Linked DNA regions of Homo sapiens: all the other regions are linked to region 1. The links are chromatin loops, found by intact Hi-C in ENCODE. Cell type or tissue: Caco-2. All regions are shown on one strand. Region 1 overlaps STK24 (serine/threonine kinase 24). Region 2 has its middle 80 kb from the start of SLC15A1. Region 3 overlaps STK24 (serine/threonine kinase 24). Region 4 overlaps STK24 (serine/threonine kinase 24).

Region 1 (5,000 bases):
AGCCCTCATGACTTGCAGAGTTCTCTTTTTAAAACCACAAATCCCAAAGTGCTACTCCCTGGAAAACAAGCCCGCAAACCTGTCCGCCCTCCTTGGGGAGCCAGGCAGTGCAGGGCACGGGGCAGCCTGGGCAGGGTCTGGATCCCGACTCCCACTTCACGACCTAGGGGCCCGGGCAGCTGTCTCCTGAGCTTCTGCACGAGGCCTTGGCCAAGAGCCTGGCCACGGCGAGCAGCCAAGAACCCATGGCTGGCACGGGACGCCACCGCCAGAGTTTGGGTTCACAGTGGGTTCACGGGGTTCAGACGTCAGCCTGCTCCGCTGCTGACTCAGGACTCGGTGGTGGCTTTTGCACACATGGAGGAAAAAAAAAGAAGAAACCTTTTTTAAGGCTCTTTGGTCCCTTTGGGAGAGCACTGAGTCCGGCTCTTAGAACACCCAAGGAAGACCCCTCAGTTCGCCCCTGACTCCAGGTCTCACTGCGCTGACTCCAAGTGAGCTCACCCTTTGAGAACACGCCCCAACTTCCCAGGCCTTTTTGCTTTTGGAGGTTCCGCAAGTCAGGAAAATGCTTCACTTGTCTTCCCTCCCCACGCCCTGGGCAAACTTTACTTTTATTATCTATTGCTCTGATTTTCATTTCAGGTTTACTTCTCTGCATTTTCCACTTAACAGCAAACTCAAGTGCTCAGGGACAGCGCTGGTGTGCTCGAGCTCAGTAAATGTTAACTGTGGACCCTGTGACCAAGGAAGAGTAACTCGTGTTGACTCTAGGGAGGCGCTAACGGTAAGATGCACTGCATTTATAAAATACATTCCTCTCACAATTCAAACTAAATCCTGCCATCTGGAGTTGATTCTAAGACAGTCCAAATAAACAGCCCAAGTTTTAATGTATGTTGAATGCTTTTCAAGCGTTTAAATGCCCTTGACTGCTAAGATAATAAAGACAACTTCAGTCTTGACCGGACAAGTGCGGAAACCTCGAATGATGTGTCTGACACCCAACTCAGAGGGACAGGCATGTCGCTCATTCAATAACCATCCAGTCACGGGCACCTGCCTTGAGGAGGCTTGGTGATCCCAGGTTCTGATTTCAGGGAAGCTTCCATCATCAAGAGTGTCCTTCAGCACACCTTCATCTCACACACACGCTCGCCTGCAGGCTTCCACAATGCTTGCTCCTGGGGAATGGGTATGCCACAGTAAGCTCTTCCAGGAAAACACCAGTATCTTTCTAGATGGCAAAGGAAATCTAAATCGCTTTTCCCTAAGAGAGCTGGGAACTCTGACGTTTCTACTCCCACTCCCTTTTTAACAGCTGCTGTTTAACTGGTTTCACTGGCTCCCATCCCTTCTATTTTCTGGGCATTAAGTCTGCTCACAGCAAGGGGAGCTCCCAGCAGGGAGGTAATCTCCCCGCCTCTTCTCCCACTGTAGCCAGCTGTGCAATATGACACCCTGGGAAACAATCTTTTGCTGACTTAGGGGACTGAGGGTCACCAGGCAGCTTCCTGGAGCAGCAAGGCACAAGTGACCACCCCCTCGTCCTTCTGCACTTCCAAAGCTCCGCCCTCCTCAGTTCGCTGCTCTCTCAATCTGACCACGAAGGTACGTCACCACTTGCCAAGCAAACAAGATAAGTTTCACCTGGCTACCTTCTCCTTTTAAGGAGCCCTAGCAAGACACCTCAACCAAGTTTTCTGTGTCGCCCTGATCCTTCTGGGGACGTGCAAGCAACAACAGAACATCCAGAGCTCTCTACCCAGAGCAAACCCCGCCTCAGGACCAAGGCCGCCTCCTTCCTGGAGAGGAAGATGGAGAAATAACACAGCCTTCCCGCTTCCCTCCAACTCATTCCTGGTAGCAGACGCGCTGGGTGGCAAGGCTACCCAGACACAAGGCTCACCAGAGGGCACTCAGGAAACCAGCTCAAGTCCTTATTGAGGTCACTGCGTCTCAAATACCCGGGCTGGGCCTGTGACTCACACACCAGCACCAACAACCAGGGGGTGGGATATTGCATCAGGAAAAGCTCCACTCTGGGTGGAACCTGCTTTTCAACCTCATTGGGTGTGTCACCGCCCAGTGGGTTCACCTTGCCCGCTGCCTAGACAGAGCCGACTCATCAAGACAGGGGAACTGCAGTTGAGAAAGAGTAATTCACGCAGAGCCAGCTGTGCAGGAGACCAGAGTTTTATTATTACTGAAATCAGTCTCTCCGAGCATTCGGGGAGAATTTTTAAGGATAAGCTGGTGGGGTAGGGGAAGCCAGTGAGCCAGAAGTGCTGATTGGTAAGAGATGAAATCACGGGGAATCAAAGCTGTCTTCTTGTGCTCAGTCAGTTCCTGGGTGGGGGCCACAAGATCAGATGAACCAGTTTATTGATCTGAGTGGGGCCAGCTGATCCATCAAGTGCAGGGCCTGCAAAATATCTCAGGCACTGATCTTAGGAGCAGTTTAGAGAGGCTCAGAATCTTGTAGCCCCAAGCTGCCTGACTCCTAAGCCATAATTTCTAATCTTGTGGCTAATGTTAGTCCTACAAAAGCAATCTAGTCCCCAGGCAAGAAGGAGGTCTGCTTTGGCAAAGGGCTGTTACCGCCTTTGTTTAAACTGTAAGTTTCTCCCAAAGTTAAGTCAGCCTGTGCCCAGGAATGAACAAGGACAGCTTGGAGGTTAGAAAGATGGAGTCAGTTAAGTTCGATCTCTTTAGTCTCAGTCATCATTTTGCGAAGGCGGTTTCAGGTTTGCAAGCATTCCAGCCGCTGAAGGTCGGCCCGGGGGACCGGATGGAGCCCGCTAGACACAGGCAGCAGCTGCACCACCGCCTGGCACTTCTGGGGCTCTCTTCCTGTGCTCTATGCACCAGCCATTAATGGAGGAGGACCCTAACACCCAACGCCAGCCACTAAGACAGCAGCTTTCCCCTCCTTCCCACAGAAATGGGAGGAAGCGGAAGAGGAGCAGGGACAGGAACACATGGACTCGGGGAGGGGAACATCACACACTGGGGCCTGTCGGAGGGTGGTGGGCTAGGGGAGGGACAGCATTAGGAGAAATACCCAATGTAGATGACGGTTTGATGGGTGCGGCAAACCACCATGGCACATCTATACCTATGTAATAAACCTGCACGTTCTGCACATGTACCCCAGAACTTAAAAGTATTAAAAAAAAAAAAAAGAAAGAAAAAGGGGACAGAGTGAAGGCCGGGTCTCAGTCTTCTGGTGCCCATACATGTGGGCCGCACTCGCGCCACACCCCTGCAGCACTGCACTGGGAAGGTAGGACAACAGACAGTCAACATGGGCGCCAGAAGAGGGCCCTGAAATGTGCCTCCAATGAGATCCCAAAGAATCGTTTCTACCACTACCAATCCTAAGGAAGAAACCTTCAAAGGTGAACACACGGATAAGCTTGGGAAAGCAAGAGACAAGCTTTGGGGGCTGCAGGCAAGGCTCTCCTTCACAGCCACACCAGGGATCCTCCACCCCAGCACTGACTTTTGGAGCTGCTCAGCTCTGCTGCAGGCCTCCCCCATGCACTGCAGGGTGTTCAGCAGCACCCCTGGCTCTGTCCACTAGATGCCGGTGACACACCCCAGGTTCTGATAACTGAAAATGTCTCCAAACATCGTCAGTGTCCCCCAGAGGGCAAAATCACCCAACAGAGAACCGCTGAACTACACCCACGATGGACGCTGACAAATCTGACATGGTTCCTGACCAGAAGCACCGTTCAGCCATTCTTCCTCGTCTTGGCTTACACACTGAAACTCCTGCAGCAGGAAGACCAGCTCTTACCAGGAGACATCAGGCAAGTCATTTAAACCCTCTAAATTCTTCATCCACAACAAGATGGGAATCAGATCGGTGCTTCCAACCTCACAGTTCCAAGTGACAATTAAATGAGATCATGAGTGGGAAAGCACTTGGCAAAATTCATGGTGCTCAACAGATGCAAAGTGCTATCAGCTTTATCAACATCATCACCCAGAAATGCCTCTGAATAACCTGGTAAAACCAAAAGGGCCCAATTAACAATTCTAAGTAGTTTCTAAGCAAAATGAAGCCTGGTACAATGATTCACGTATTCTGCACCAGAGGCCTCATGGCAGGAGCGTCTGAGTGGCAGCCTGTTCTCCGGGAAGGACCCAGCTCTGTCCTGCAGATGTGGAACCACTGTCCTCATAAAACCTTCCAAACCATGACTTCTGAGGCACTCATTCCCCAAGAAAAATAAACCAGCAGGCTTCTCAACACAATGATGACTTTAATCGAAATAATTTCATGTTTTTTCAACAACCTCAAATAACCTAAGTTATGAATGACCTCGTGATACAATTTTCTCATCAGGGAAATAAAAGTATTCATTTAATTAATAAATTCTGGAGTGAAAATTTAAAAGGTGCCAAAGTATATACAGTGAGAAGTCTCCCTCCCACCCTGGGCCCCCATTACCCAGCAAACCAACCGTCCCTGCCCCAGCAAGTCATCACGACATCTAATGTAACCTCAGAGAAAAATAGTTATGCACATACGAGCAAATACCTACAAAACTTTACCCCCCTTTTACCCAAACGGTGGCATTCTACACACACTGTTGTTTACCTTGCTTTTTACCTAAAGTTTCTTAAAGAGCAGTCCATATGTAAAGGACTTCCTCATTTTTTTAACCATAATTAGCCCATGCCTTATTGAGCTCACATTGTTTCCATTTTTCGCTCTGACGGCCCAGGTGTCAAGGAAGAGCTGTACATTTGTCAGTTTTGCTGGGTCCTGGAAGCAGACCTGCTGGGTGAAGGGACTCCATCTGAATTTTTAACAGATACTGACAAGTGACCCTCCAAAGAGGCTGTCCCATATATGGCCTCAGCAGTGTCTGAGGGTGCTAATTTCCCCCTTTCCCATGCCACAGTGTCATCAAGTTTTATTTTATTATTATTTTTTGGTCATTTTTATGGACTGAATTGTGCTTCCCTCTCCCACACACCCACGA
Region 2 (5,000 bases), 190 kb after region 1:
AAACCGATAGAAGGCACTGCAATCTTCAGAGTTTTACTGGAATTTGGCAATTTGCTTCATTCTAAGATATATTTTTCAATTCCCAATATTTCATTTGGATACTAAGAGCCCTGCCTTTGAGGTCATAATCAAGTGACTGAGTGATTTCCATAATTACATGCTAATTTTTAAGGCCTAAATCTAAAAGCGCAAGGGGACGCCTGAGTTGTTAAGGGCAAACCACTGAGCACAGTAACCTCGTCCAGAGGCAGGAGCGAAACTCAGGCAAAGCCTGTGTGGGTCTCATGGAGAAGCCGGTGGGACTTAAGACACAGCGCCCTAGTCCAAAGACAATGCCCTCTCTTATCTGTGACCTGGACGCTCCCTCCCTGCTTCGAGTCTTCCTGCCTTCGCTTCAAGTTGTCCCGCCTTTCCAGATGGAACCAATGTACTTCTTACCTATATCATTGATGCCTCATGTCTCCCTAAATGTATAAAACCAAGCTGTGCCTTGACCGTCTTGGGCGCATGTTATCAGGACCTCCTGAGGCTGCGTCACAGGCGCGTCCTCAACCTTGGCAAAATAAACTTTCTAAATTAATTGAGGCCTGTCTCAGATGTTCTGGGTTCACAGTATGGACCACATTTTCTTTATCCAGTGTATCATTCATGGGCATTTGGGTTGATTCCCTGTCTTTGCTATTGTGAATAGTGCTGCGATGAACATATGTGTGCAGGTGTCCTTATAATAGAATGATTTATATTCCTTTGTCTACCCCTACTCTTAAACATAGAGCAGACAGCCAAGGGTCATAAGACATCGAATGAGATCTGCTATTTGAAAAACATACCAAAAAACAAGCACATCAGAAAAAAAGGCAACTTGGGGAAAATAGAGATTACGTAGGGTAAAAAAACTTCAAAATCCGTATGTCAACTGTCTGAAACTTCTAAGAGAAGACACTGTAATCAAGAAGTACAAGCTGGATACTATAATCAATAACAATTCAGGTAATTAAAAAGCCCTTTGGATTGAAGACTTGATGAAGGAAGTAAAAAATACATGAGAGAGCTTAGAGCATAGCTGAAGCAATCTCAAAGTAGAGGCTGGGCACGGTGGCTCACACCTGTAATCCCAGCACTTTGGGAGGCCAAGGCAGGTGGATCTCTTAAGGTCAGGAGTTCGAGACCAGCTTGGCCAACATGGTGAAACCCTGTCTCTACTAAAAATACAAAAAATTAGCTGGGTGCGTTGGCAAGCACCTGTAATCCCAGCTACTCGGGAGGCTGAGGCAGGAGAATGGCTTGAACCTGGGAGGTGGAGCTTGCAGTGAGCCGAGATCATGCCACTGTACTCCAGCCTGGAAGATAGAGTTAGACTGTCTCAAAAAAAAAAAAAAAAAAAAGTGAGAAAAAGAAGTAGGAGAGAAAGGATAAGAAAATTAGAGAGCTGGTCAAGGAGGACTAACCTCTAAATAACAGGAGTCCAGAGAGAACAGAGGAAGTGGAAGGGAGAAAATTAAAAATGAAAAATTCATAAAAATGTCCCACAATCAAAGGACATGAGTTTCCAGTTTGAAAGGGCCACTGGAGCATCAGCACAATGGTTAAAAATGGGCCCATGCCAGATATATCATCATGAAATTTCAAATTTCTAGAACCCAACAGATGATTCTACAAGCTTCTGGAGAGAAAAACATTCTTACACACAAGATCCATAACAATCAGAATGCCTTGGGCTTTTCAATAGCTGAAGCATTGAAAGCTGGAACAGTGGAGTGATACTTTCAAAATTGCCGGGGAACACTGGGCATGGTGGTGTATGCCTGTAGTCCCAGCTATTCAGGAGGCTGATGGGGGAGGATCGCTTGAGCTCAGGAGTTCTGGGCTGTAGTGTGCTATGCCAATCGGGTGTCCACGCTAAGTTCAGCATCAATATAGTGACCTCCTGGGGGTGGGGGACCACCAGATTGTCTAGGAAAGGGTGAATTGGCCCAGATTGGAACTGGAGCAGGTCAAAACTCCTATGCTGATCAATAGTGGGATCGTACTTGGGCATAGCCACTGCATGCCAGCCTGGGCAACATGGTGAGGGTCCATCTCTTTAAAAAAAATTACCAGGAAAAATGGTCTCCAGCTGGAATTCTATACACAGTCAAATGTCAAGCAAAAGAGAAGGGAGAATTCAAACATTTTCAGACCTGCAAGACCCTAGAAAAAGTTTACCTCCCCTATTACCTTTCTCAGGAAGTCACTACAGAAAAGTACCCCACCAAAAAAAGGGTCTTCTTTCTAAGTCAAGAAAGAAGATGATATGGGGTACAGGAGGTGACAAAGTGGTGAGATGAAGGGGACCCCAACATAGTTTTTTGTTTTGTTTTGTTTTTTGTTTTTTAACCCAAACCAAAAATGGTCAATACCCAACATAGTTTTAGAAGGATTTCTCTGAATTCTGCTGTACAATGGGCCTCCAGGTTGGAGTCCTTCAAAAGGTTCTTCAAATACTGAAATTAATAGAATACTCATCAGAGTTGACTAAAATATCAGCCTTCATTACTCTCTGCCTCCCTACTCTCTTTGTTTCTGCTTTGTGACACTTATCCACACCTGACGTTAGACTCTCTGTCAGTTTATCTGGCCTACATCCGTGCCTAGAAAATAGTAATGCTTACTAAATATTTGTTGAATGAATGAATAGATGAGGACATATGTAAAATAATGCAAACCCTGGCATGTAGGAAGTGCTTTGTCAATGTGAATTTCTTTCCTGAATTTCTCCTAATTCAGGTAAAGCCCGTTGCTTCCACAAGATGTCTGGTGCCATCTGGAGGAATTGCGATCCCTGCTGGAATCCCTACCTGAGTCCAGACAGACTGTAAGTCCGCTATGGCCAGTCCCAAGATTGAAACTTCTAGAAATACAAATACTCAGTTTCGGACAGGCCTTCTGATGTGTACGCACAAAAAATTCCTAATTTCTGACATTGAGAAAAGCCTTTTGTTGCCATGTTTTCCTACAAATGTGCTTTCCTGCCATCTTGTGGCCAATCTGGGGAACTTGCAAACAGTTTGCCCGGACCTCACTCAGTCTAAAGAAAAGCTCCGGGAGCTGGGCTTGCCCAGAGCCATTTGGCAAAGCACCTGTGGTCATTTGACCACACCCTGGGGCCATCCGGCTTCTCAGACGCCCATGTTTTCGAAACAGGAAGCCACTGAGGTCACTGCTCTGTTTGGTGGCTTCTGCTGGGGACAGCTGAGAGAAGTGCCTGACCTTTGTCCTCCCATTTAGACACAGCCCCACTATTAACCCTGTCATGGTTGGACCCCAAGGATTTGCTCTGAGCATTCCGTGAACACCTGCAAACTCCTTGAGGGCAGGGCTTTATCTATGTTTTACCCCCAGTGTATCATACAGCATTGAACACATAGTAGGTGCTTACTAAATAAATGTTGTTGAAGAGATACTATCATTGGAGCATCTAAGAGCACTTCAATGAGCCAAGTCCAAGCACTTTACATAGATTGTCTTATTAAATTAAAGTGACCAACTCATCCTGTTTGGCCAAGGACTGTCCTGAGAATCCTCTCAGTCCTGGACCAACGAGGGCAGTTGTTCGGTCCCCTTAATGCAAATTCTGGCAACACCTCTCTGACATTGACACTACCATTATCCCCATATTTCAGAGAGAGGACTGAGGCTCAGAATTCTAAGAACTTGCCCATTATCACACAGGTCCTAAGAGCTCCCTACTTAGGGACTTAAATCCAAATCTTGGACTCTGCGACCTCCGTTCTCACCACCGTTCTGTGCTATTCCCTGAGAGGCAGCGCAGGTCCTTGCGTCGCAGATGGGGCTGCCTGTCTCCAAGGCCTTCCCTGCTCCTATGACAGTGGAGGTGTGAAGGGGATTGGAAGTGTCCTCGAGTTCTTTCTGAAGAAACACATCAGGCAAATAACAGATTTATAAAGGTGAGCTGAGGGGCGGTGGGGAGAGAGAGAGGGAGAGACAGAAAACATGCTCTTCTTAGCAATTCCACCTTGATATGATTACAGACTGGAAGTCTATACCTAGACTAGTTAACCAGGAAGGCAGATGGGAACTTGGATTTCCTACTTCCCAACTGTGGTTTCTGTTTCAATCACAGACTACTGCAGTCACCTCTCTGTTGGAAACAAACATTGACTCTCTGCTTCCTCCCAAGGTGCAGGCACTCTCAGAATTCGAGAGAACAGAGGCACAGGAAAGCCATCATCAAGCTTGGGTTTGTCTCTGTCACTTACAGAGTTGTAGGATCTCGAGCAAGTTATTGAACCACAGTGTGCCTCAGTTTCCTCATCTGTGGCATGAGGATGCTGATATGCTTACCTCCAAGGGCTGCTCAGGGTATTAAATGAATAAAATGCTCAAAGCCCTTAGAACAGGCCATGCTGAAAGTAGCAAATATCTTTCTCTTGTCTCCCACATTTCATCTGTCAGAGAATCCTGTTGGCTCCATCAACCTCCAAAGTATATCCAGAATCCCACCACTTCTCACCACCACACTGCCACCTACCTAGCCAGAGCCACCCTCCTGGAAGGTCACTTGGGAACCTGCATGGACACTTGGCCCCTTTCAGTTTATTCTTTTTTTTTTTTTTTTTTTTTTTGAGACGGAGTCTCGCTCTGTCGCCCAGGCTGGAGTGCAGTGGTGCGATCGTGGCTCACCACTGCTCCGAACTCCTTGGCTCAAGGAATCCTCCTACCTCAGCTTCCTGAGGAGCTGGGATCACAGATGTGTGCCACCATACCTGGCTAATGTTTAAATTTTTTGTAGAGATGCGGTCTCCCTATGTTTCCCAGGCTGGTCTCCAACTTCTAGGCTCCAAGTAATCCACCTGCCTCAGCCTCCCAAGTACCCAAGTGGCTGGGACTACAGACGCGCCACCACGCCCAGATCACTTTATTCTTAAGACAGTAGCTAGAGGGGTCCTGCCACACAGCAGTCACGTGACTTCTAGGCTCAAAACCCTCTGTAGACATCT
Region 3 (5,000 bases), 57 kb after region 1:
GTCTCCAAGGGGAAACAAAAAACCTACCCTCTAACCCAGCAACTCCATTCCCAAGAGAACAGGACACACAAGTCCACGCAGACACACACACAGATGTTCACAGCGACATGATTCACAGTAACCGCCAGTGCAAACGGCCTAAATGTCCACCAGCTGGAGAGTAAACAGACAACAAACAGGTGGCCCATCCAAACAACAGAATACGATTCTGCTGCAAAAGGAATGAACAACAGACACAAGCTGCGTTGCGAGCCCCAAGAACGTCATGCTAAGCAAAAGCAGCCAGTCACAAAGGAACACATACTGTGTGATCGACTTACATGAAATGTCCAGAAAAGGCAAATTTATAGAGCTACAAAGTAGATGCAGAATTGTCCAAGGCTAGGGTGGGAACAGAGATCACCTGTGAATGACGATGAGGAATCTTACTGGGGATGAAATGTTCTGCTCTGATTGATGCTAGCTGCACCATTCAGTAAAATTACTAAAACTCACTGCATTTTACACCTGAAATGAATTTTATGGTATGTAAAATATGTATCAATAAAGCTGTTTCAAAGAAAAACTACACATTACATACCTTTAGACTTCTGTCTCTCACAAATGACTGTGAGATCCTTAAGGGCAAAGACTTCCTTCAGTTCATCTTGCCCCAGCATCTAGTAAAATGCCTGGCACAAGTGAGAGCTGAAATGCCCAGTGGATGAAGGACTTTTGAAAACAAAACCAAAAAAAGCTAAGTATTGTTCACAGTTTCATGATTTACCTAAACTTCACATTCCTGTCTACTCCTCCACCTAACTGATCCCCAAAACCAATGACCAGTGCAGGCCACAAAGCTGACAACGTGTCCATGAAGCTTGGTGGCAGGCCAAGTCTCTCTCACACAGGCCTCTATAACAACTGTTTCAGTACTGAGTGGTTAAGCTAAATATTAAAAGCAAAAAAAAAAAAAAAAAAAAGCCATTGCCCTTATACAAAGCTGGAATATAACAAAAGCCCACCAAGAGTTTTGCCTAGGCCTTTCCTGGGCCTTAAAGCATGACAAAATAACCAAAGAATTCTTAACAGGACCCATTTAAGATTAAATAAGTTTTACTAGGAGTCTGAAGAAGCTCCCCAGGCCTCCACAGACAAGGTTATTGGGCATCTGAAGGAACTCCCCAAACCTCTGTGATTTAGCAGGAGACAAAATAAGGGTTATCTACCCCAGCACCTGGACGCATTTAGATTAAGTAAATCTACTGAGGCTCCAGAGGAAGGTCTTCAGGACTCAGACCTTAGTTATAGACTAAGAGAAGTTGCTCACTAATGTCTTTAGCTGCACACTTACATACAAGAATATATAGCTTAGAAGGTATATAAGCTCTGGAAAACTTTGTAATTTTGAGTTGGTCCGGGGATAATTTCCAGGCCTTCTCCCTGTAACCGGCTGCAGGAAATAAAAACGCTCTTCCTCTCCAGTTCATCTGCATCTCATTATTGGGCCCGAGAAATAGCAGCCTGACCCTCAGTTTGGTCTGGGAACAGCTTCAAGCTGATCAAAATCAGGACCCAACACTTTCAGCTGCATCCCGACCAACTATGAAGGGCAGTTTGTTCAGATGTTCAAAGGAAACAGTGTTTTCCTAATGGCAGTATTATGAAAACTTTTGAGGTTGTGAGCAAAGAGACCATGATGTCAGCATCAGAGCCAGAAAGTGGGAGGGTTCAGGAAAATTATAACCTAATTTACAATAAACTTTTAAATTCTTTCAAGAGATATTTCTTATTTTTGACTTAGAAGCTGCCAATGTAATAAATGTACCAGATGCTGTCCCTACAGAATTAAATCATGTAATCCCCATCTCTTCAAAGATAAGGAAACCAGAACACAAAGGTGAGATGAACTGTAGGAAAGATTTGAACCAGTTTGTCTCAACAGCCTGTGCCCTCATCCATGACACTTTACCCTTTTACCATGAGGAAGTGTATTTTATCTGCACATCTAAACAGCACGCACTGGTATTACTGAAGCCCGGGGGTTAGCAGGGTGTATCACATAAATTCCGGGAAATGTGGAATAGAGTGAGCAATACTTTTCCACTCACTACTCCATTACTGCTGCTACAATATTTAGTTGAGAAAATAAAATCGTGCATTTCAAAGCAATCTCTTCCTTGGCACAGATCAAAGGACACAGAACACAAGTGAGTCAAAGCTCGTTCCATCTCCACCCGCTGTTCTCCAAGGGTCCACTAGGACTTTAACCATGGGCCGTTTATAACTCATTTCTTATCCCGACCTGAAGACAAAGGTTATTTACAAGACTGCGTTATTTTCTGGACATGGTAATCAGCTCTCATGATTTAATACTTTCTTGACATCACACTCCACCGACCCTAGCGCTGACTGATATGTCAGCCATTTTAAAGCATTGTAAATGGGACTTAAATAAGCAACGTTTTGGAAGGTGTGCAAACCTAAATAAATATTGCTGAGTAGGGACCATTCCAGCCAACTCTCTCGTCTGTTAAGGTAAAAAGGACTGACAAAAACAATACATTCATCCTATGCACAAACAACAACAACAACAACAAAAAAAACGGCCAATTGGTAGGTTCCAACTTCCTCCCAGCTCTGCCTTTTACTGATGGTAACCAGAACAGGGCCAGCCTCAAACTCCAGGGTCAACTCAAGTGACAACACAGTAACCCCTCATACTCACAGAGCACTCTGTGTTTTTCAGGAAACCAGCATATAAATATAAATGGCTTCCTAGACCCAAGAAACAGCCTACAAGGTAGTTCATGCACTTCAGATAAAGAAACACACATTAAAAATCATACAGCTGAGCCTAATAAATGCTCGGGTTTCCCGGTTCCTAGGTTCCTTTCCATATTAGTCCCTTGTTCCTGGAGTGAAAGTGACGGGAAGCAAAGCAGCCCACAGCCCTAGAAAGGCTGATGGTGCAATCTACTTTCTATGCGTTTGTCTTTTACTCTACTTTCTCCATCTACACGTCCAAGTACCAACGCTTACCCTGTATGTCCGTAAGAGGTCAGTTGAAATCTAGACCCCCTCATTTCCAAACAACACCAGAACACGCGGCCTGACAGGAACGGGTGTATTTGTGGAGACGATGGGACGGAGTACCAAGTCTCAGATCCACCACTTCCTGTAGCAGAAAACAGCAGCCAGCTAGCGTGGACCTGGAAGGCCCAAAGACTGAAGCCTCCGGGGGCTTACAGGTGCCAGCAAAGGCCAAGGGAGGGGGGAGAGGCCGCAGCTCCGCTCCGGCTGGGAGGAGACCAGTCATGCCATCCTCCAAAGTTTACAGCTTCGGGAAAATCCTCTCTATCCAAGTGTCCCCACAGAGTTGTTTTTTTCCCCAAAAAAAGAGAACTAAACACTTGAAGGGCAAACCAAATGAATAATTCAACCAATGTGCTCCCGCGGCTGGACCTGACAGGAAGTCTGCATACATTTACTTAACTGCGGCTCTCTCAGTACAACTCAACTTTGATTCGGCACTCAGATTTGAGAAACCTCGACCCTCCAGAAGCACCAAGCAAAAAAGGTCTCCAAGCACAAACACAGCTGCCCCAAATTCCCGGTCTGCCCAAACTGCACCTCTCAGAGTGGGGCCTCAGTCCTGCTCTCAGAACATTCTGGTGCGTAATAAAGGCACACACTACGAAAGGTCAAACAGCTGGTCTCCATCAACAGCAGCTGAGAAGCAGCAGGTGAGGCCAGGGTGGGCGCGGACCCGAAGACGCGGGTCTGATCGCTGCAGAGAGACAGAGAATACAGAGAGAGGGGAGGCAGCAACAGGAGACCCCGCACTGGGGCCCGGAAGCCCTCTACTCCCAAGTGGCCCCCAAGGATGGTGCTGAACTATGGTAGGACGCAGGACACCCCTCGACTGCAAGAGAGGAGCTGCCAGCCGCCCCGAGGGTGAAGCCTGCAGATGCGGTGCCGGTCATCAATGGCTTCTATTGAACGGATCACCGCCAGAAGCTGCCATCCACGACTCAGTATCCGGCAGACTCGGTCACCCACACGCATAAACCACATGCTATACAAAAGAAACTTGATTTTACTTCTGGGTCTTTTTTGATCCTAGGCTTCATAAGAACAGCACACAATGTAAATTGGCAAGTGTGAGTATCCTGGCTCTAATTTGGAGTCATGTTAGTGGACCTCAGGTTTAAAAATAGCTATGAAGAGGCTTCTAGTAAAAGCCATTAAATGAAAGGTGCATTTACGTTAGGCTGCTGTGGCCCACGCTGAAGTTAATAAAGGAAGGAGAGTGAGAAGAAAAGTCCATCTGCAATAAAACTAGGAACTACTCTCACCTGAACCCACAGATGACAAAGACTACCTGCCGGGCACAATGACCTCTGCCCCAGGCTGAGGCGACAACTGAGAACACAGCAGGACCTTAGGCCAGCACAGGGGCAGGAGGCTCTGAAACTGAGGTGGCAGGTACGTTCCCGTGGCCCAACTGCAGACACAGAAGTCCCCAGCAGGCCTGGCCCACGAGGGCATCTCCACTTCCCTAACCAGGAAGGTTTCCTGGAAGAGAGGCCAGCTTTGCACTGTGGGCCCCAGGCAACTGGGCCCTGACCCTGCATCTGGGAAGCAAGGGCCCTACTGGGAGTGGCGCAGCCCCCCTGGAGTATCTCATCCCGCCGGGTAGAGCAGGCAGAGGCACAGCCAGCCGGCAGAAGGCAGGGCAGGCCGGAGAGGAGAGGACAGAGCCGCCCGCCCCAGGAGGCAATGCTCCCCACCCTCCAAGCCGACCTGAGGCCAGGGTACATGGCAGGTCCCCTCCTAAGCCAAAGAATCCACACCGAGGCATGCGGAGACGCCTCTACAAGGAAAGACAGTGGTGAAAAAGAAAACAAGCAAAAGGAAAATATTTCCGAATTCCCAAGGGAGAGGGGAAACATTTCAGAAAAATACTCTCAACTCTCAAAGAAATTACAGACAATTCGGAGCACCTTTTAAGTCTCCAA
Region 4 (5,000 bases), 72 kb after region 1:
AGGCCGAGGCAGGCAGATCACGAGGTCAGGAGACTGAGACCATCCTGGCTAATACGGTGAAACCCCATCTCTACTAAAAACAAAAAATTAGCCAGGCATGGTGGCGGGCGCCTGTAGTCCCAGCTACTCGGGAGGCTGAGGCAGCAGAACGGCATGAACCCGGGAGGCGGAGCTTGCAGTGAGCCGAGATCGCACCACTGCACTCCAGCCTGGGCGACAGAGTGAGACTCCGTCTCAATAAAAAAAATATATAAATAAATAAAAACCTCACTCTCAACAGAAAACTCCTGATTGGTTTTAACCAATTAAAAACGTCCTACACATATCAGCCTCCCTGTCTTTTTTTTTTTTTTTTTGAGATGGAGTCTTGCTCAGTCACCCAGACTGGAGTGCAGTGGCGCAATCTCCGCTCACTGCAAGCTCCGCCTCCTGGGTTCACGCCATTCTCCTGCCTCAGCCTCCCGAGTAGCTGGGACTACAGGTGCCCGCCACCACACCCGGTTAATTTTTTTTGTATTTTTAGTAAAGATGGGGTTTCACCATGTTAGCCAGGATGGTCTCAATCTCCTGACCTTGTGATCCACCCGCCTCGGCCTCTCAAAGTGCTGGGATTACAGGCGTGAGCCACCGTGCGGGCTACCAGCCTCCCTGTCTTATGTAAATGTCTTCCTTTCTCTAGATAAGGTCTTTTATCAGCATATACCTGACGAAATGCCCGGATAAGAAATTCGGTCCCATACTCAGGACCCACTTCAGGAAGAACTCTATCTTTCCTGACTTCTCCTCCTTCCCCGGGGAATTGTCAGTCGCATGGCCTGGATTCCCCAACAGGGCTGGCAGGGGGCATGGATTGGCCAGAGCCCCACTCCTCTTGCCACAGGGATCAGTCCAGGGTTAAGGACTATGCTAGGACGCTCAGCATTGCCTAAGAACTTGTGCTAGAGCTACTGAAAAAGAGGTGCTCTTTGTCCCCCAGGATCACATCATTAAGGCTGGGTGCTGCGGGCAGCCGCCTTTATCATCGGCTGGGGCACACCTGCCTAAGAAGTAAGCCCTCACGTTCCACTGTACTGGAAGTCAAGCCCACTGCAGCCCTTTCAGTGCTGTGAGCAGATGAATCTCCCCTTCTTCTTTTTGCTTAAACTAGTTGAGGTTGTTGTTCTTTTGCCTACAACTGAAAAACAACAACAACAAAAAAATCACTGTAACACAATGAGTATGTGCCCCAATGGTGAGTAACAACACCAGCCAGGGTCATGCCAGCCACCCTGGGCCACATCAAACCAGGGATGGTAAAAGCAGCACCACTGGAAGCCCAGAATCACCCACCTGGGTTAAAATGAAAGTCTGCTGGGTTTAACTCACCTAGAGGCTTCTACCCGATTTTTGCAGGTGCAACCAAGACTGAGGCTGTTTAAACAGCCTTAAATTCTGCTATGCAACTCACTGGAAAACTACTTTAGGACCCACTTCGGAAGTGACCACCACTAAACTGGACAAGAGATGCAGGGTCAAAATGATGTATATATTAGGTATGTGGAGCTCAGACACATGATTTGTCTAATAAATTTGTTAAAAGGAACTCCTGTCGTCTAAGAAATTACAAGCTACTCTTGACTTACGACCAGCTGACACACTGTTCCCACTGGTGATCAGCCACCCACAGCACCTCGCACCCCATCCATCCACCTGAGCCAATGCTGCTGCCGTGTGGACACTCTGGGGCTCACATTCAGAGCAGAACCTGCTTTGCCTAGCAGGTAAAGCTAGGTGGAGTAGCCAAGTGTGATGAAGTCTGGGATCTGAAACACAGGCTACTCCCTCTTCAATCACCCTCTGTATAGTGATAACAGCCGTCCCATGTTGCTAGCACAAATGACCTAATTAATCAGTCACCAGACTCAGTCTCTAGCCTGAACTCTTCCACCAGCTCCAGACCCATATTTCTAACTGCCTGTTCATTTCCTCTGCCCACAATCCACTCATCTGAAACAGAATTCCTTATCTACATAGGATCTTCATCTTCCATGCTAGTCATCAGCCCCAAGGACTTGGGTGCGTGGGTGCGTTCATTCGCCCCAGGGCACCTCCCTCCCTCCATCACCATCATCACTGAAGCCTGCCCCGCTCACCCCCACAGCTCCCTCCCTCAAATCCCTCCTCCTCCCCACCCACTGGTGGCACAGTTCGATCTGGCATCAGCTTTTACCTGGGAAACCGCAATGAGACCTAGCTGGGGGACCAGCCTCCTTCCTTTCCAGTCTAACCACCAAACTGTCAACGCCCAAAATGGGTCTCATTCTGCCAATTCAAATTTCCCAGAAATGTCACATCACCTAATAGGCTAAAGCCCAAACCACTCAGCATGGTCCCATGGGTGATAATGACAAGGTAGTCTGGGAGCACTTATTTTAGGACCTGATATGATCTGGTCCTGGACTACCTTCTTCAACATATGTGTCTTGTTCTCTTTCCTTTCCCCTTAAGTCCGGCAGAATTGGATTCCTTGTATTTTTCCAAACACTCTGTGCCATTTAAAGACACCATGCTTTTGAACATTCTAATCTGTCTGGATGCCCTCTGCCTTTAAAAGAAATTCTTCTAGAACAGAGCTCAGCCATTGTTTCCTTTATTAATCTTCAGCCGGCTAGGTCTAGATACTTAATTACCCCCTCCTCTGCGCTACTTCTGAGCCTTATACTTCCATAAATGCATTTTTTCCCATTGAAATGTATGCGACACATGTGCCTCTGCTACTGGGCCATAAGCTCCTTGAAGACGGAGCTGTTAGTCATCTAATCCCAATGCCAGCACTGCACCAGACGTATGACAGATCCCTCTTCAACTCTAAACACCATCTCCTATGCCTTACACATTGGCTGATATACCACCTATTAGATATCTATTCAGATCAACACACATCTTTCTTCCCATAATTAAGAAGGCCTACCGGTTTTATGAACTATTAGGAATACTTTCCCAGCATCCAGCTGAGCAATTTTGACAGGAGGAATCCTGTTTTCATGGGAACTACTGAACCCACTAGAGGGGGTGCAGCAAAGAGGAATGCAGTAAACACCAGAGCGGTACAACACCAGGAGGGCACTACAATGGAGAAGGGGGTACTGCAGGGCACAGCCAGGCCTGGCACAGCCCCAAAGACCAACCTAAACTAACTCAGAAACCTGCACCCAGAAACATAAAGAAAACTCCTCCTCCTCCTCCAACTCTCTTATGCCAACTAGCTTCCTGCCTTCAGAACCAGGAACTTAACTCTTAAGATTATAGTTTACATAGACTTTGGAGTAAAAGGCTTTTCTAGCCTAGCCTCACAACTTAACTGCTATTTCCAAACTCCTTTCTATACGAAAATATGCAGGCGACTAACCAACAAAGTTACAAGTGAAATCGGGAATGTATTTGGGAACAGTCCACATATTTTAAACTTTATTTCTTACAATTGAAAAACTGTGCTTCTTTTTGCATCAAACAATGGTGACCACAGAAGTAAATTACAATAAAAATATTAATATATCCCTAGGCTGGGCACGGTGGCTCACGCCTGTAATCCCAGCACTTTAGGAGGCTGAGGCAGGCGGATCACCTGAGGTTGGGGGTTCGAGACCAGCCTGACCAACGTGGAGAAACCCTGTCTCTACTAAAAAAAAAAAAAAAAAAAAAAAAAAAAAATACAAAATTAGCCAGGCATGGAGGCACATGCCTATAATCCCAGCTATTCAGGAGGCTGAGGGCAGAACAATCTCTTGAACTCAGGAGGTGGAGGTTGCACCATTGCACTCCAGCCTGGGCAACAAGAGCGAACTCCGTCTCAAAAAAAAAGAAAAAAGTGTATTAATATATCCCTGATATGGTTTGGCTGTGTCCCCACCCAAACCTCATCCTGAATTGTAGCTCCCATAATCCCTATGCATTGTGGGAGGGACCCAGTGGGAGGTAACCGAATCACAGGAGGGTTTTTCCCATCCTCTTCGCATGACACTAAGTCTCACAAGATCTGATGGTTTTATAAAGGGCAGTTCCCCTGCACACGCTCTCTTGCCTGCCGACATGTGAGACGTGACTTTGCTCTTCTTTTGCCTTCCGCCATGACTGTGAGGCCTCCCCAACCATGTGGAACTATGAGTCCATTAAATCTTTTTCTTTATAAATACCCAGTCTCGGGTATTTCTTCATAGCAGTATGAAAATGGACTCATACAATCCCTTCCTAGTTTTTGTCATGCGATTAAATGGCCACAAAGTCTACACTTACGTACCATTTTTCGTAAAATAGCAAAGATCTTTACAACAAAGCCTGACAACACTCCCTCTTTTTCTTAAAGTGTACTTCTATCCAAATAGTTTCCATTTCTCACAAAAGTTAAATCACTAAAGACAACCAATCATACCAAAACAAAAATTTGAAAATCTGAACAAAGAGAAAAAGCAAATGAGTTCCAGCAAAATTCAGGAGCACTAACTTCTCATATCTCATATCACTGAAAGGAAAAAAAAAAAAGCCAGGCACTGTGGCATGCACCTGTAGTCCCTGCTTTTGCAGCCACTCGAGGCTGAGGCAGGAGAGATCACTTGACCCAGGAGTTCAAGTCCAGACTGGGCAACATAGTGAACTCCCATCTCTTAAAAAAACAGTAATAATAGAAGTGTAGTAGTAAAGGTCCAGGTCCCTTATCCAAACTTTCAAAATCCAAAAGTCTCCGAAAACCAGCAGTTTTTCCAACTCCTCTGGAGGTGAGATCTAAACTGATCTGAAGCCGGTTGACAGCAAACCCTGAAATGATGTGCAGCTACTCACAGTCTCAGTGCCAACAGGCAGACACCTCCCCTCGACGCTCCAGTCCTCGTGGGTCACTGGGCACAGCCAAGCATCCACTCAACGCTGCTCAACGCTATGGCTCAATATTGCCCCTGACCCACTTATGCACCTTGTACGGGATGAAAACTTTATACAAGGAATGTATTATTTCAATGACTACTGCC

What was found. A loop is a pair of places that touch in the nucleus more often than their neighbours do. Peaks named below come from ENCODE experiments on the same cell type or tissue, not always from the same donor. Only the 100,000 strongest peaks of a DNase experiment are listed, where the experiment ranks them.
Region 2: a loop joins it to region 1, with 4 times the contacts of the local background. A loop is called at or near these places in 2 of 110 quality-filtered maps.
Region 3: it touches region 1 in a loop (2.4-fold over the local background); 7 of 110 quality-filtered maps call a loop at or near these places.
Region 4: a loop joins it to region 1, with 2.2 times the contacts of the local background. A loop is called at or near these places in 22 of 110 quality-filtered maps.

Annotation. Positions count from the first base shown.
Region 1 is chr13:98,483,034-98,488,033 of GRCh38, forward strand. The region is part of intron 2 of STK24 (serine/threonine kinase 24); the gene reads right to left. Among named protein-coding and RNA genes, the nearest start is that of FARP1-AS1, 50 kb to the left of the region's middle. RefSeq lists enhancers at 1,307-1,998, 1,435-1,604, 1,665-1,744, 2,145-2,224. In Caco-2, no CTCF peak of the experiment used is centred here; DNase peaks (open chromatin) are centred at 1,558 and 2,038; H3K4me3 peaks cover 181 bases.
Region 2 is chr13:98,670,196-98,675,195 of GRCh38, forward strand. It overlaps the pseudogene RN7SL60P. Among named protein-coding and RNA genes, the nearest start is that of SLC15A1, 80 kb to the right of the region's middle. In Caco-2, a CTCF peak has its summit at 2,957; a DNase peak (open chromatin) is centred at 3,116.
Region 3 is chr13:98,539,822-98,544,821 of GRCh38, forward strand. All of the region lies in intron 1 of STK24 (serine/threonine kinase 24), which reads right to left. Among named protein-coding and RNA genes, the nearest start is that of STK24, 35 kb to the right of the region's middle. In Caco-2, no CTCF peak of the experiment used is centred here; no DNase peak of the experiment used is centred here.
Region 4 is chr13:98,555,343-98,560,342 of GRCh38, forward strand. All of the region lies in intron 1 of STK24 (serine/threonine kinase 24), which reads right to left. Among named protein-coding and RNA genes, the nearest start is that of STK24, 19 kb to the right of the region's middle. In Caco-2, no CTCF peak of the experiment used is centred here; no DNase peak of the experiment used is centred here.